Regions from separate parts of the Mus musculus genome. Here region 2 is linked to region 1. A link is a loop called in an ENCODE intact Hi-C map of the cell type or tissue named here. Cell type or tissue: heart. All regions are shown on one strand. Links, peaks and the distances in the headings refer to the core of each region. The heading gives the core; the rest is flanking DNA. Region 1 has its middle 20 kb from the start of Gm40914. Region 2 overlaps Gm40915 (a long non-coding RNA gene).

Region 1 (8,329 bases), core at 73-8,072:
CCAAGAGTCAGGAAACAGCCAGATAGGTGTTGGCATACAAGTCTCCTGAGCTGAGCATGGGGTGTCGGAAGGGAGCATCTTGTTATAAGAATGTGTTTCTTGCCCATTTAGGAGAGGACCCCCCCCAATAGTCTTCTAAATGTCCTAATAAATGTTATTCTTCTCTGTCAATGGAAAATACCTTGCAATAAGAGGAAGCGATATCTTAAGTTGACAAGAATCAATGGTGTTGTTTTTCTCCTGTGTCCCCTTAAAGAGTATCCCCCCCCCAAGTTGTTGTGGAATTAGAAACTTCTGTAGAGCTGGGCAGTGGTGGCACACACCTTTAATCCCAGCACTTGGGAGGCAGAGGCAGGAGGATTTCTGAGTTCAAGGCCAGCCTGGTCTACAAAGTGAATTCCAGGACAACCAGGGCTATACAGAGAAACCCTGTCTTAAAAAACAAACAAACAAAGGAACAAACAAACAAACAAAGAAACTTCTGTAGAAAGTAGCAGGGAAATGAGTGATGGCCCCATGGAATGAATGAATACCAGAAGATAGCTGGAGGTGTGAACCAGAGTTTCCTCTTGCTTCGTTGTTCAATCACCTAGCTTTGGGCAGGTGCTCTGGACTAACCCTTGGTCTTGCTGGTATCTCCCTTTTCCTCTTGTCTCCTCTCTGGGTCCCATTCTGCTTCCTGCATTTGTTTGTTGATAGATTGATTCTGCATGGAGATTGTCTGGGCTGTCTCCTTGGAAGCCTTCCCCTAGCCAAATCCCACGAATTGGGGTTTGGGTTGCACTCTGAAAAGGTTCTTTCTGCTTCCCTGGGACTTTCTAAGTCTGTGCCCTCTGGGCTGTCAAGGAAAGCGCCCCTTTTATGTTCCTGCTTATCTCCAGTCCTTCGGCTCATTCAGGGGCAGACTTTACTCCCGTGAATGGGCCTGTTGATCAGCAAACCGCAGGCAGTGGTTCAATCAGTTCATGTTTTACTGGGAGACCAACGGCTCATCTTTGCACATCGTCATGTGCTTCCCTGCTTGCTACCCCAGTTGGGGATAAGGAACCAGGCTCAATCCATCTTGTCATTTGTGTGTGTTAAGATCAGAGCTGGAAAGGAAGCAGAAACTGTTGAACATTTCAATTAGACGGCAAGCTGGATAGCTTTCACACTGGCTCACACCCCAGCCCCATCTGGCAAGCTGGATAGCTTTCACACTGGCTCATACCCCAGCCCCATCTGTGTAATCATAGGTTAACAGTCCCAAGGTACATATGTCTCAGGAGTGGAGAAACTGCTGGGAATTCCCAACTGACCCACGAGTGCAGTTTTCCTGTTTTCTCTCCACAGATCGTCATTTTGTCACACTGTCAGTACGAGGCTGAGATTTTTCTTACTTGATGGGCTATGGGTCAGCTCTTTGGATTTCTGGACAACGGTCTCAGCCCCTGACAATGGGAAAGATGAGGGGGTCATAAACCAAGCACTAAAGGATTGTCTAGGGGAGAAGAGAAGCCCTGTGTAGAGTTATACACAGCTGAACAGATCTTCACCATGTGTCCTCTAGCTGTGGTTCCACGGGGTGCTAGATATGAGGCCATGACTAAGCTCCAGCAACAGAACCTTTGATAGTGGCCCGGCAGCTTCCCAGAGACAAGTGCAAGGGTCTTCTGTCCACCGCCAACTCTGGATTAAACTGTCTGTGGTGCAGGTAGCTTCTTTCCTCACTGACTAAGAGTGGCTTTTTAAAAAACGGTTTCCTCTCCTCCTCTCACTTTAAACCATATACCTCCAAAGAAGACGACACCCAGAATCCGAGGATCTATCTGAAAGGCCAAGGGTCAGCCAAGAGCATCTGCCCCCAAACTAGGTGATTGTCTAGGGGATGCCCAAAACTAGGTGATGGGACAGTGAAGCAAATAGAAACACTGGTTCACACTGTCTTAGTCAGGGTTTCTATTCCTGCACAAAGCATCATGACCAAGAAGCAAGTTAGAGAGGAAAGGGCTTATTCAGCTTACACTTCCACACTGCTGTTCATCACCAAAGGAAGCTGGCTTCTCCAGACTTCAGGACATGGCTGCTGAATATTGTCAAATGTTTCAGTGTTATGGATCTTTTGTGTGTATGTGTGTGCATGTGTGTGTGTGTGTGTGTGTGTGTGTGTGTGTGTGTGAGAGAGAGAGAGAGAGAGAGAGAGAGAGAGAGAACATCTGTTACTCCCCTTGCTCAGCATCTTCGAGGCTTGGCTCTGTAGAGCCATGAAGTAGGACCCAGATGCGAGGTTGTTTGCTGACACCTTCCCATACAGGCAGCTCCTGAACCTGCATGTCACTGCATGCTCCTGGGTAGTCTGGCCTTTGGCTGCAATCAGACATCAGGACAGTTGTAGACTCTGCAAGCAAGGGTCATAATTCATAGCGGGGAAGGGTTCCTCTTGTCTCTGGGACCCCGAATTTTGCAGTTGTGTTTGCTAATCTGGCATACCCTTTAGCTGATCTAAAAGTGAACGTGGATGACCTGAGATGCTGTCTGCGAATGCTTCATGAGACATCTACAGAACATGGTGGCTCGGATTTTTCCATGCTTCTGCAGTCCGTATGGAAGATCTCTGTTCTGGCTTCCACAGTAGAAGTGGAGCTGGAACATCCCAGGATAGCACAGCTCTTTTTTTTTCTTTTCCACCCACAGTTTCTGCTGCCTTTTGTTTGTATTTTAAAAGTCAATGCCACATTTTGGTGGAAGGTGCACGTGCCTGGGGAGGGTGTTTGGTTTTTTTTTTTTTTTTTTTTTTTTTTTTTTAAGTGGAAACAAAGAAAACCTGATGTTCCGACTGTGTTTGTTTTTCTGGGCTTTTTCCTATTGTTGCTTAAGAAGCTGGGAGTACAGAAACCCTTAGAATTCCCATCTGGGTGCTTTAATGGCACACAAGTGGATCTTAAAACCACCCGCCCTCCAGCTTGTCTATGTTTGAGGACTGTGAAGCCAAATAGAGCTATAAAAACCATTTTGTGCAGTGACCCGCCCGATGCTGCCACAGCCAGCCAGCATCCCCACCCCACGCCCCCTTCAGAGGGTTGTCTGCTGAGCCCTGACTGCCCGGGCTCCTGCAAGCTGTCACTGTTCACTTTTGCACGCCTCGAAGCATCTCCCCGAAAAGAAAACATTCTCAAGACTCTGGGCCTGGCCTCTCTCTTCCAGGGCAGCTTCCAGCCTCTGTTTGGCCTATCTTCTTCCTCAGGTCTTCACCCCAGCCTGCTGGTGTGGGCTGCAGGGGAGGGTGGCGATGTGTGCTTGAGCCCCAAGTTGGGAGCGCTGGGAGGCTGCAGAATCCTCCCTGTCATTTTACCCTGTGTTTCTCCTCTCTTGCCTTCTTGGCATTTATCTTGTTCCCTAACAGATTTCCACACCGAGAGTTTAATTCAGGCCAAGAGAGCAGCCCCGAAAAGAGGGTGGGAGGTAGGGGGTCAGGCCATATGAGGCAGGGGCTCCAGTTCCCAGCAGATTCTCCCTGTGGAACTCTGTTGGCTCCCAGGAAGGCCTCCCCACTTTTGCCCACTGCGTGCACGTAAAGACTCAGAGGGGCCTGCCCCTTCCTTATCTCCACCCCATTGGCAAAGCGGCCTGTTTGCCTTGCTCTTTCAACGGGTACACCTTTGTCACGAAACCAGAAGAGGCCAGATGCCAGATACTTGCCAGCTTTCCTGGGGTTAACTAGACTCCAGCGCCCCCCAGAGGAGAGTTAAGTGGAAAATACCATCCGATGCAAAGGACTTAGATCTATTTAAACTGGCAAGTTTATAATCTTTTTTTTTATATATATAGTTATAATAAACCTTTAAAACACTAGGGCTGGGCAGATATCTACCCTCTAAGCTATCAGTATCTAATTTCCTATCAATAACCCTGAGATATGACGTTCCATCTGGGTTACTCTTACTCCGTTTTTATTGAGGGCCCAAGAGTCACAGGTGCGTAAAGCGGCACTGTGGGACCAAGAAGACTGATGGCAAAGCACCGGGACAGAGTCTCTGCCAGTGTGCCTGTGGCGGAGAGATCTTGATGGGCACTGGGAGAAGCTCCCTGCCCACTCGCCTCTAGGCTTTCCTTGAGTGAACGCAGAGAGGAGAAAGGAGAGAAGACGACAGGGAACTGAATGGTATGGGAATGTCTCTCAACAGCCTAAAGCCAAGGATCCCAACAGGATTGACATTTACTGTTGGGGTGGGGTGGGGGGGCCGCCTACACAGAGACAGTGTTACCTTTATGTACTTTATATATATTTCAAAGAAGACCGTTAAAATGTCGGAACATCATGTTTAAGGGCAATGCATATATGACCTCCAGTATATTCACTTATATTCCAGTATATATTCACTAGTCCTTTCTCAGTTACAAGCTTGCAGTTTTCCAGGACTCTCCCAAGGATCGTCCCAGTCCCTTCATTTACCTAAAAGATATGCCTTTGCTTTCTTGTACAACCTTAGTCCCATGCCTTGCCTTAATGGATTGCAGCCCTGTCCCAGGCACCTGCAGAGCCCCTCTGTAATCTCATGATCTATACGGAGATAAAGAAATCCCTCTGAGCAACGTAATTCCAAAAGCTACCCAAATACTATAGACTGCTATTGCTGGACATTTAAGCAACACTGTCCCTTAAGAAGCCCCCACCCATTCCTGGGTGTGTCCCATCTGTCCCCAGATGACCCTCTTTCTTCAGCCCCTGTGCTGAAATCTGTGTTAATATTTTTCTTCTGAATAAACTCCAACTCTGCTTCGTACCGGCTCAGGCTGAAATTCTCTGTGCAAAGTCAAGGGCCCCTACTGTACCAGGTAGAAGTGTGCAAGAAGAACCTGGATGCTACAGATGGAGCCCTGTCCCTGGCTCTCCTCGGCTGATGACAGGGACATATAACCCAGACCTCTGACTTCTTGCTTGGCAACAAATATATATACACGGAAGAGTTCCCAGGGTGGTGAAGGGCGAACTGTTGCCACAAATCAACCTGGCAGAGACTTTCGAGTGAGGGGGAGTCATCTCTTTACTCACCTCTCTAGTTCCCTGCCTAGACTCCTTTCTCTCCTCAGGTTGAGCCTTCAGCTATATCTGGGTCTCATTGTCTCTCTCACTGTCAACTACAGATTACAGCCCCTCGGCTACCCCCTGCTCCCCATATATATTTTCTTTACTCCCTTTCTCAGTAATTCTCTTTAGCCCCTCTGGTTCTGATAGCAATCTCTTTCCTTTCTGCCCTTCCAGAGGGCCAGTGGGAGGCTTCAGGGGAGAAAAACACACAAGGGACCACTCCCTAAGAGTGTGAACATCTCTTTACTCCTGGGGCAAGGGCTATCCTCCAGTCTTGTGGGAAAGCTCCCACCTTCTGTGTTCCTAGGAATGACACCATGCAGAGATCCACTTTCCCCTGCATGTTTAGATAAGAGCCTCTGTTGTGGGCTAAGTTATAGCCCCAAAATGTATATGCACAAGGTTTGATCCTCCACTTCTATAACGTAGAATGGCTGCGTATTAAGACAGACCATTTGAATGTGAAATTGAGTTAAAATGGTCATTTGAGTAGGCATTCATCCAACCTACCTTTATAGGAGGACATTAGGACTCTGACACACACAGGGAGATCAGCTACAAGCCTTGGAAGCAAGCCAGTCCATGACTTGGCCTTAGACAAGCGCTGTGAGGACATAGCTGTCTGCTGTTTTAGGTTGCCCTCTCTGTGGTATTTGTTATGCAGCCCCGGCAAACGGGTACACTCTCAAATGGTGTGCATGCCATGTGACACCCACAAGACTCCCAAATAGTTACCCTTATTTACCTCTGACAAGCCTAGAAACAGATCCTACACTTATCATTCCGTGTTTATTTAATGACTCATTCAACTGTCTGTCCTGCAAATGAGCTAAACACAGAAAGAGGGCTGTCTTGTCCAGGTGACTGATGGCTTTCTCACATAGCAAAAACACGGTACCTGTGTAGCAGCATCCTCAGATACAAAAGTCTAAATGACTACCATCTGGGGTGCTCTTGTCTTTGGATCTAGTTGCCTTTTTGATCACAATCCAAGGAGCTCCCCCCACCCCTCTTATGACTTAGAAGGAACCAGAACCTTGACCTGCGTTCTCCAAGGCCACGAACTGCTCCCCCATCTGTGCCTGATGATAGCAGATTCCACAGGGAACTCACTTCCTCCTGCCTGAACATCTTCCCATGGCAAAATAGCAAAGATTTGATTTTCACTCTTAACCTTTAGGTAGGTTGTTTTGTTTTGTTTTGTTTTTCCTTGAGCACCTTCTTGCTACATCATAACACAGCAGAAGAGAAAAGTAGCCAAACACATCCTTTGTTTGCAGGAGCCTGTTTCTGAGATAAGTAACCCATTCTCTTGATAGCAGCGTTAACCTACGCATGACTTAGAACTGCCAGCACTCAAACACCTCTGAAAGGCCTCAGTTCTTAATATTGTTACCATGGTAGTTGATTTCCACAGGCATGATGGAGGAGATGTTCAAACCATGGCCATCATTGATTTTGCTAATGGCTTGTGATTCAAAAGTAGACATATTATATAAAAATATAATATAGTGTCTGTTTTCACAGAGTACCTTCTTAACAGCATGAAGCTTCCATCATAGAGTGGTCCAAATCAGCACAGTACAAAAGAATGCCTTGTCAGACATAGCTAAGTACAGGATATCAAACCGGGGCAGCCTGTTCCTACCAGAACCTCCTGAAGTAAGAGATACTTGGAGATGTTGTAAACAAAAAGAACATTAACCTCGAGACATGAAAGTGGAAAAGGCCCATTTAGTCCATCGCTCTTGTGCCCTTGTCAAAGGGACCCTTTGTCTTATGTCCACACTAGTGTGCAAGAAGAGACAACTAGCTCTGCCCGTGGGTACTCAAGGCAACACAGCCCATTGTTAGTTACTGCTTTTGATTTCTCAGCATCCTCCCTAGGGATGCACGAGCCATATCTATGGTGAAGAATTTGGTCATTGATCATGGGAAGCCTATATCTGGAGCTTCTTCTTGCTTATGAGAACCCCATGCTATGTAACACAGCTTTCTGCTTAGTTCAACTTGTTGAACTTCTGAAGAAAAGGCTTTCCCACTGGACTGTCAGTATTCTCTGTGTCCCTGAAGAGCATTTGGTGTCTCTTGCTTCCCACCTTGTGTATTTACCCTTTTATGGTTGTCATTGGTCATCTAATTGTTCTTGCTTGCCTCAAAATGTCCAACACCCCCCTCTCAAGTGCAAACTATGTTACCTAAAATACCTGATTCCCATATAGCTCCTAACTCCATCAACAGACCAAATCTGAGAGTCTGGATTTCTTTAAGTGGAGCTAGAGCCTTCTACCCTGCTTGCTGATCACCTTGCCAAAGCAAGACTCTTACAAAGTCTTCAAACTATAGTGCTAGGCTTCTTTGAAAAGGAACACGGAGCACCCCTGCCTAGCTCCTGTAATATTTTCATCCTCTAAACAGACAAGCTAAATGAGATACAACTGGTTCAAGCTTTGTAAGCAGTAAGCACGACAGTCAGTCTTGTGTTTCTCCCACTTTCTGAGGACTTAGCACTATCCCACCCTCATCTCTTCCTAAAGTTGTTCACTTTACAGTCCATTTAGATTTTGTTTTTTTGAGTACACTTTCAAATTCTCCTCATACTCCCCTTGGCCTTTGCATGGAAAGGTGAGTATATATTTGGAGAGTCATGCTTCAGGACTCCATTGCAGTCATATTTATTTCTCTGGGATCCCAGATGTACAAGATGACCTGAGTAAAGGAAATCCTATCCCAGACGTTCACAGTGCTGAGACTGAAAACCTCTGGTCTTGACAGCAGTGCTAATTCCAGGTCATTCTCTAGTTTAAAAACCAAATGACCACATATATTTCATTTTGCTGATGGGGAATGATTTTTACAGTCCTATTCTGCCTGTGAATATTATGGGGTGCAACAAGGAAATGAAGACAGAATAGGTATCTCATGTTGTTTCTGGCTAAGAATTGGTCTTCTTGGTTGTAGAAATATAAGTTAGCCTAGTGACTATGGGAGTTAGTATAAATCTTAAAAATGAAAACAAGAACTACCAAATGGGTTGGTTACACTGCTCCTGGGTATGACCTAGAGGGAACAAACCATCCCATGAAGTAGACTCTTGTACACCCATCTTTCTCAGGGCACAATTCCCAATAGCCAAGTTATAGAATTAGCCTAGTACTGGTTAAAGGAAATGTGGAATATATGTATTATATATATATATATATATATATATATATATATATATATATACTATATATATATGTATATATATGCAATGAATCT
Region 2 (8,329 bases), core at 170-8,169, 150 kb before region 1:
ATAAGGTGGTCTCACAAGTTGTTAGAACCGTGTGGAATCTCTTTCTCAGACCATCCCCCCCTTTATTTTGCCTATCGTGAGAAACCTGGGGTAATTCCCACATCAGTAGGCCCGTTGTTCCAGTAGCTGATACTGAAATTGAGAGACAGGGTTGGAATATCTTTTTAGAATATCTTCATTTCTAGCCAGGACAGTTACAGGGCCACCACTGCACTTGCACACATCGGACTTTGGGCCTCTTTGTCTACATACCTGAGGGACTCTGGGTAGCTGATATTTGCCTATTGCAAAATGTGTTCCCAGTGTTCATTGCCTCCGACTTTTGGCTGGTTTAGAGCCAGTGAGGATGGGTGAACAGAGGAGCCGAGGCAAGAGGGAAGCCAGGTATCTCTTCCTTGCTCCTCTGTGGTTGAACGGACTGCTTTGAATCTGGGGACGAATGAAGTTCCTTTTCCTGGCCTGAGGGCAAGCGTCGGAAACTCTACCTCTGCTGGGCTATCCCACTCCCACTGGGTCTTTGGTTCTTCTAATGTGTTGGCCACTGACCCTGTGATCCATCCCTTCCCTGAGCAAGGCTGGGCTTGTCTTTTTAACTGGTCTGTGGGTACACAGGAGGAAGCCAAAGCCCACAGGAGCCCTGGGGTGTGCGTGAGCAGTGAACAGGTTTTGTTGTCGGATTGGAACTTTACAGATACTTGAGGCTCCGCCTCCCTGTTGGGCAGGTGCTCTTGGCGCTGGAAGATCATCTTGGGCCACATTTTATTGGAAAGGAGGGAACCTCAAATAAACTGTGGGAACCACAAAATCAGTCTAAATTAGCTGAGCAAGAAAGGCAAGAAAAGCACTTCTTTTGACTTTAATGGGGAAAAAAGTGAAGGAAAAAACAAAACAAAACAAAAAAAGTCCAAATGGTAAAACCCGAGGGTGAAGATTTGCCTCTTATTCATTGTGTGGGATCCTCATGAGGGACACAAGGGGTCTAGCTCAAACACCTCATTATGACTACTTACGAGTCATCGAGGAGGCTGGCACTTGTGACAATCTGGGCTCATGGTCCACTTGGTCAGCACTCCTGGTACCAGCATCAGGATTGGATTCTGGGACTCTTGGGCTCTGCATCTGTTCCCAGAGCTTACCAGTCCTCACTGACAGCAGCTCAGATCCACTGACCATTCACTCGACCTTGCCCACTGTCCTGCAAACCTAAAAAGCCTCTGCCCTGGAGCCATTTGCTTTTGCCTACTTCTTTGACCATGGACAGGTTGTATCCCTTTGTATCCCTGCTTTTAATTCCTTTGTGTGAGCATTGTGTCTAAGCTCTGCCCCACAGTTACCTAGCAACAGCCAGGTGTGCCTGACTCATTATAAAAGGGGCTGCTTGCCCCCTCCTTGCTCTCTTGCTCTCTTGCTAATGCCTTCCCTTCTCCCCTCCTCTCTTCATGTGATCATGGCTGGCCTCTACTCCTCTACTTCTCTATTCTCTCCCTCTCTCTGCCTTTCTCTTCCTCTTGACTCCTCTTCCCATGCCCTGAATAAACTCTATTCTGTATGATACTGTAGTTGTCTTCATCGTGTGGCTGGACCCATGCTGAGGCATTCCTTCCCTCCCCTCCACCACTCACCACAGCCCCATAGAACATACCCCCCTCCCTTATCTCTTTATAAACACATCACTTTGGACATATACCCAAAAGTGGAATTAATGGGTTATGCGCTTCTTTTTTTTTATTTCATTCACTTTTGATGTTTTATGTATGTGGATGTTTTGACTGCATACGTATCTATGTGCCACATGTGTGTCATGCTCTCAGTAGTCATGAGATGGGGTGGGATTGCTTGGAACTGGAGTTAGAGACAGTTGCGAGCCACTAAGTAGGTGCCAGGAATTGAACTTTGGTCTCCTTCAAGAGCAGCAGCTCTTCCCTGCTGAGCCATCTCTCTCTGTTGAACTTTTGGAAGACACTCCGTACTGTTTTGCACAGGGTCTGCACCATTTAGATTCCCGTTAATGGTACAGAGATTTGAATTTTCAGGGACTCTTGACACAAATACGGTGAATCTTCCTTTCTTCCTTCTGTCGCTCACCACTTTCCTCCCTTTCTCCCTTTCTTTTTCTGCTCTCTGTCTCTCTGTCCCTCTTTGTCTCCCTGTCTCCATCCCCTCCTCCACTCCTCTCTTTTCACAAGGTCAGTTGGCCCAGGCTAGCCTTCAACTCATAGCCGAGGCTGACCCTGAACTCCTAACCCTCTTGCCTCCACCTTTCAAGTGTTGGGATCAAGGCCTGTGCCACCAGGCTCAGCTCCTCCCATCGTGATGGGAGTTAAACATTTATTAACCCTTTACTTGATAATCTTACAATGTGTTTAACATGTGGTGGGAGCATTCCACTGTACATGAGAAGTGTGCCAGGCAGCCTCAGTTTCCTTCTGCGTCCATCGCAGTCCCTTCTCTCCTTCTGCAGGCAACAGCGACTCCAATGCTTCTTCCTAAGGCAGCCCCTACACAGATATGTTTATGTGCCCTCTCTTACATCCAGGAGCAGGCATTTGGAGTCGCTTCTCGCTCCTCGCTCAGGTCTGTCTGCTTTGGGGTCTGCTATGATCTGAAAAGACTCCATGGTGTGTTCTCGCTGCAGTGAGCTATTCTGCCATGATGGGCTGAAACTCTGAGCCCAAGTCCATCTTCCCTACCAAGTTTCAGTCAGTTATTGTCACAGCAATGTCACCACAATTAATACAGCCAAAAAGAGAGAGTTTCAGCGTTCAGGGGATATCTGGATTCAGAATTGCAGGTAAGAGATTAGATCTGCAATATTTAGCCCGTGCCAGGCCCTGGGTGGGCATCCTTTTACACCTTTGTTTATTTAGCTTCAGAATATAAAAATATGGGGCTAGAAAGACGGCTCAGTGTCTCTTTTTCCAAAGGACCCGAGTTCAATTCTCAGCACTCACATGGCAGCTCACAATGGTCTGTAACTTCAGTTCCACCCTCACACCAATGAACATAAAATAACGCTAAGTAAACTATTAAAAATATATAAATATACTCTAGCTGTGCAGAAGTTGGTTAAGTTGTTTAGACTTTGGGTTTGGCTAATTTGTGTGTGTGTGTGTGTGTGTGTGTGTGTGTGTGTGTTTTGCAACTTTTTGTTTCAAAATAAATAAAAGAGTAACAATGTTTAAAACAAATAAAAGTACTTTAAAAGTTTTCTTTTTGTTACTAGTTTTTATGTGTTTATGTAAGTGTGTATTTGTATGTGTATGTGTTCAGGTACCCTTGGAACCCAAGAAAAGGAGTGAGATTCCCTAGAGCTGGTGTTACAAGCACTCTGAGTCACCTGGCATCAATACTGGGAACAGAGCTAGGGTTCCCTAGAAGAGCCACAAATACTTCTAACCACGGAGCCATCTCTCCAGTCACCTGACAGAAGTCAGCACATGGTAAGACAGACTAACAAATGTGCTAGTCTGGGTCTCTCTTCCTCTTCCTTAAGAGCCACACATACCATCCTAGGATTCCTACTCCCACCTGCCCTAACAGCCTCCTGGAGTCCCCACCTCTGCACCATGAGCGTGTGAAACTGGAGGTTAACTTTCCAGTCTATGATGCTTGAAGGACTACATTCAACCCTAGTATGTCTGAGTCCCACACAATAGAAAGGAAGTGTTTGACTGGTGAGTCAATATGACCGGGTAGATGACCCAGACATGACATTTTGTTAAGGACCTGTAGCTGTCCTAGGAGTGGAGAGGCTGCCAACCACGAAGAGCCTTGAAGTCCAAGGCTTTAACACCCCAGGGCGGCTCCACCCACATTGTCCGTGTTAGTTGATGGCATGAATTAGCTGGTGGTTTGTTACATTTAATTAGAAAGTAGATGCTAGAAACTGGTCTCTCTGTCTCTCTCTCTCTCTCTGTGTGTGTGTTTCTGTGTGTATATTTCTCTGTGTGCATCTCTGTGTGTATATCTCTGTGTGTCTATGTGTGTGCATCTCTCTATATGTGTTGATTTCTGTGTGTCTCTCTGTAGTGTCTGTGTATCTATCTATGTATGTGTGTGTGATTATCTCTCTCTGTGTGTGTCTGTGAATGTCTGTATCTCTATGTGTGGTTATCTGTGTATGTCTGCGTGTATTTTTATGTGTGTATCTATCTGTGTGTGCATGTGTGGTGTATGTGTGTCTATCAGTGTGGTGTGTGTGTCTGTGTGTATATGTATCTATCTCTCTGTCTCTGTGGTGTGTGTATATCTGTGAATGTCTGATCATTCCTACACCTTGAATGTTGTCCTGTCCAGGGGATAATAATCTTTCTCTAGTGTGCACTGCCTCAAGAGGACACTGTGGCTATGCTAAACTCTAAGCCTAACCAGGCTTCAAGTAGAAAAAGAAGTCTTGAGCCTGTCTCTCTCTCTTCATGTGACAGTGAGGAGAGCTGGCTCTGTCTGGCTCTGTGAGTGATTTTTTGGCTTGAGGCCACCATAGTTATATCTGCCCTGGTCCAGGGTCTCCTTCAGGTAGCTGCTATCTGCTATCTCTAGTCATCATGGTTCAGGTTTATCATCCTGTTTTATGTGATGGAAGAGGGAGTGTGAGAGGACCTAACAAGAGGATGGGCCTGTGTAGCCCAAGGAAGAGAACTGTTTGTGACCTGGTATGCCATCAAAGCATGGCTGGCTCATAAAGTCTAAGTCTGAGTGACTCAAGCTTATTGCCTATTATATTTAGATGCCCAGAATGGTACCCTGTCACTCCTGTCCTCACACAGCAGCTGCGTGCTGGCCTTGGGCTACGTCTTTCTCATGTAGTGTCCTGGCTGACTTAGCAGGAGTATGCTGGCTAGAGTACTTTCACAAAGCGTGCCCACCGTGCACTATCTGCAAAGTATCAGCCTGCACTGTCAAAAGATCACACTTTGATGCTCTGAGGTCAGCCTGGTGACTTTGAAACCGTCCCATCCAATACCACTCCAGCTTTGCTGATGGTCAAACCGGTTCCCATCACCCATCACCATCTTTTTTTGTTTTTTGGTTTTTTTTTGGTTTTTCGAGACAGGGTTTCTCTGTATAGCCCTGGCTGTCCTGGAACTAACTTTGTAGACCAGGCTGGCCTGGAACTCAGAAATCCGCCTGCCTCTGCCTCCCAAGTGCTGGGATTAAAGGCGTGCGCCACCACGCCCGGCTCACCCATCACCATGTTGACCATTCTGGAAGTTTCTATGTACGAACAGGAAACATATAATCCAGGTGGAAGAGAGGGAGGGGCCACAGTTCCAGGAGCTCAGTTTTCTTCCTGTTTCCTGATTTTGGATGAGTTACCAAAAGCCAGTGGAAGGCATCTGCAACTCTTTTTAATGATATAGAAACCAGGCTAGGCCCTGCCACCTCTATAGCACATGGTGACCTACTGTGGTCAAATGTGGAATATTGCAGAAAGAGCTCAGGGCTTGGTCCATCTAGTCCCAAACCAGTGCAGACTCAGCAGAAGCGAGTAGGAGATTAGAACTGGAGTGACCTGGGTTTGCTGGCGGCGGGGTGGGGGTAGGGAGAGGAAAGGGTAAATTTTCGAATTTTCTAAGATGCTGGGTCAGCTCCCAGCCTATCTGGGATGTAGCCTGCAGAGAAGGCTGGGTGATGAAGGAGGCCATCTGGCTGTCAGGCTAGTATAGACATGGGGTGACCTTGGGTCTGTCTGCTTGTCAGCCTGGAGGAAAAGGAGGGGGAAGAGGAGGAGGAAGAGGAAGAAGAGGGGAAGGCCAAAGAGCCATTGGCCAATGAGGGCTATGTGTGTGAAAAGGGACTTTGGGGTTGGATTTGTCTGTCACGAAGGCAGGGCTCCCTTTGTTCTGTGCTGTGCAGATCCAAGGTGAGCAGCCAGCCGGCCTCACTCCTCCTGTGGGTGTATTTTAAGCTCTCAGAGCGCTGGTACTCTGTACCCTTGTGGACTTACTGTCTGCGTGGGAGCCTGGGCTCCTCTTGCTTCCCCACAAGGCAAGGTCACTCCAGGCTGGTGGTTTGTGCAATCCTGAAGTTTGACTGTGGGACAAAAGTCACAAGTCCTCTAGTAGCTCTCATGATACCTGCTCTGAAAAGTCCCTAGCTGGTGGAGACTGGTGCCATCCTGTCCAGTCCTCAGCTGTCAGCTCAGTGTGGGGGGGGACACACACAGGACTGTCTGTCATCCGGCCAGGCTGTGGCCACAGCTGTGGTACTGGAGGGCTCCTGAGGTGGGAACCTGTACAGGGTGGCACAAAGCACGAAGCATCGGCTCAGACCTCCTGGCAGGAGCCTGTGAGTCTCTCTGCTCACTTGCATAACACTTCCTGTGTGTGTTTCCTCAGTCTCAGCAACGGTCAGGTCAGCAAGTGACCTTTAAAACCACTGAGAAGCCGCCACTTTCGGAGGCCAGGCTGTCACAGAGCCACCCCTTCCTGCCACCCTTCTTCCTGCTAGGGCAGCTGCACACTAGAGGGCCGATGAAAGAAAAAAACAAAACAAAACAAAACAAAACAAAACAAAACAAAACAAAACAAAACAAAACTTAAAGTTTTAGGCCAAACATGGTGATCCTAACCTGAAATCCTGGCATCAGGGGACAGGGAGGAAGAGAAGGAGGAGGAGGAGAAGAAGGAGGAGGAGGAGGAAGAGGAGGAGGAGGAAGAGGAAGAGGAGGAAGAGGAAGAGGAAGAGGGGGAAGAAGAGGAGGAGGAAGAGGAGGAGGAGGAAGAGGAGGAGGCATTTGAAGCCAGCCTAGGCCACAGAGGAAGCTGTCTTTAAAAAAAGCAGTATTTGTGTGTGTGTGTATGTGTGTGTGTGTGTGTGCACGTGCGTGTGTGTGTGTGTTGTGTGTGTATGTGTTGTGTGAGTATGTGAATGAGCGAATGTATGTTGTATGTATATGTGAGTGTGCATGAGTGAGTGTATGTTGTGTGTGTGTGACACTCTCTATCCATTCATCCATCAGCAGGTACCTAGGCTGACTGCATCTATAGTTCAGCTCCCTTGAATTGTGCATTTGTGTGATTGCACACGTGAAAGTCAGAGGACAACCCCAGGTGTCCTGTCACACCTACACCTCAAGAGTTGCTTACCTTGATTTTTTTGTTTTTGTTTTAGGTTTTGTTGTTGTTGTGTTTATTTGTTTTTGTGTTTTAACACGGGGTCTTGCTATGGAGCTTTGGCTGGCTTGGAACTTGCTGTATGAAGCAGGCTGGTCTAGAATTCAGAGATCTGCCTGCAGGTGCTTCCCAAGTGCTGGGGTTACAGGCGTAAACCAGTATGCCTGGCTGCTTCCCTTGTGTTTAGATATAAGCTCTTCCCTGGATCCAGGGTCTCCCTGACTCTACTGATCAGAATGGCCGGCCAGTGAGCTGCAGGCTACACCCCTCTCCTTGTGCAATGCACTGGAATCACAGGTGCATAGAGTAATACCCGTTTTATTTTTATTTTTAAGGTTTCTTTTTTTTACTTTCGAGTGTCTCTCTTGTGTCTCTCATAGTGTCCACAGATGCCAGAAGGCAGCCTTGGATCCACTGAAGCCGGAGTTACAGGCGGTAGTGAGGCCTCTGGCGTGGGTTTTGGGAACTGAACTCAGGTCCTCTGGAAGAGCAGCAGGCTCTCTAACCTCAGAGCCCTTTCTTCAGGCCCCATGCTCAGCTTTGATTTGATGTGGGTGCTGGGGATCAAATCTGGGTCTTCATGCTTAGGAGGAAACGGTTTACCGTCCGAACCATCGGCCTAGGCCCATGTGCATTTTATTTTTATTTGCTCATTTTTAATCTTTTAAAATCACATTTATTCATTCATTGCATGTGTGTATATGACTCGTGCATGTGAGAAGGACAGAGGGCAACCTGTAGGGACCAGTTCTCACCTTCTACTATGTGGGCACCCGGACCGGGAATCGAACTCGTGTTCTCAGGCTTGCCTGCAAAGCCTTTCTACCCACTAAGCTGTATCAAGCACCCCACTCACTCACTTTTGAATTTCACTTTCCCCTCTCTATTTTAAAATTCATTATATTATTGTTCACTTTAAAATTTTACATACATTTGAGCCTTATTTTTTTTTCTATTCCAAGAAAATTATTTTTATTTATTTAGAACCTACTGAGCATTTGGCTGCCAACTGGACAATTTCAATTTCCACGACTTCTATGCTATTATTTAATATTTTATTCTGCATCATTTTAAAATTTTACTTTATTGTAGTGTGTTTACATGAAAATAATGGTAACTTTTAAAAAATGTATCTTATATTTCATCCCAGTGGCCATATGCCACTTTCGGCTCCGTGAAGACCCGGGATTTCTATTTTCCAGTTTCACATCACT

What was found. A loop is a pair of places that touch in the nucleus more often than their neighbours do. Peaks named below come from ENCODE experiments on the same cell type or tissue, not always from the same donor. Only the 100,000 strongest peaks of a DNase experiment are listed, where the experiment ranks them.
Region 2: it touches region 1 in a loop (2.2-fold over the local background); 2 of 42 quality-filtered maps call a loop at or near these places.

Annotation. Positions count from the first base shown.
Region 1 is chr13:37,463,273-37,471,601 of GRCm38, reverse strand. No RefSeq gene overlaps it. Among named protein-coding and RNA genes, the nearest start is that of Gm40914, 20 kb to the left of the region's middle. In heart, for the core only: a CTCF peak has its summit at 3,711 (motif pointing left); DNase peaks (open chromatin) are centred at 3,129 and 3,631; H3K4me3 peaks cover 716 bases; H3K27ac peaks cover 832 bases; H3K27me3 peaks cover 825 bases.
Region 2 is chr13:37,617,960-37,626,288 of GRCm38, reverse strand. It overlaps Gm40915 (a long non-coding RNA gene), which reads left to right. Exons shown (of 4, transcript XR_873251.2): 3 at 3,271-3,440. Among named protein-coding and RNA genes, the nearest start is that of Gm40915, 5.4 kb to the left of the region's middle. In heart, for the core only: CTCF peaks have their summits at 4,338 (motif pointing right) and 5,677; a DNase peak (open chromatin) is centred at 6,268; H3K27ac peaks cover 1,661 bases.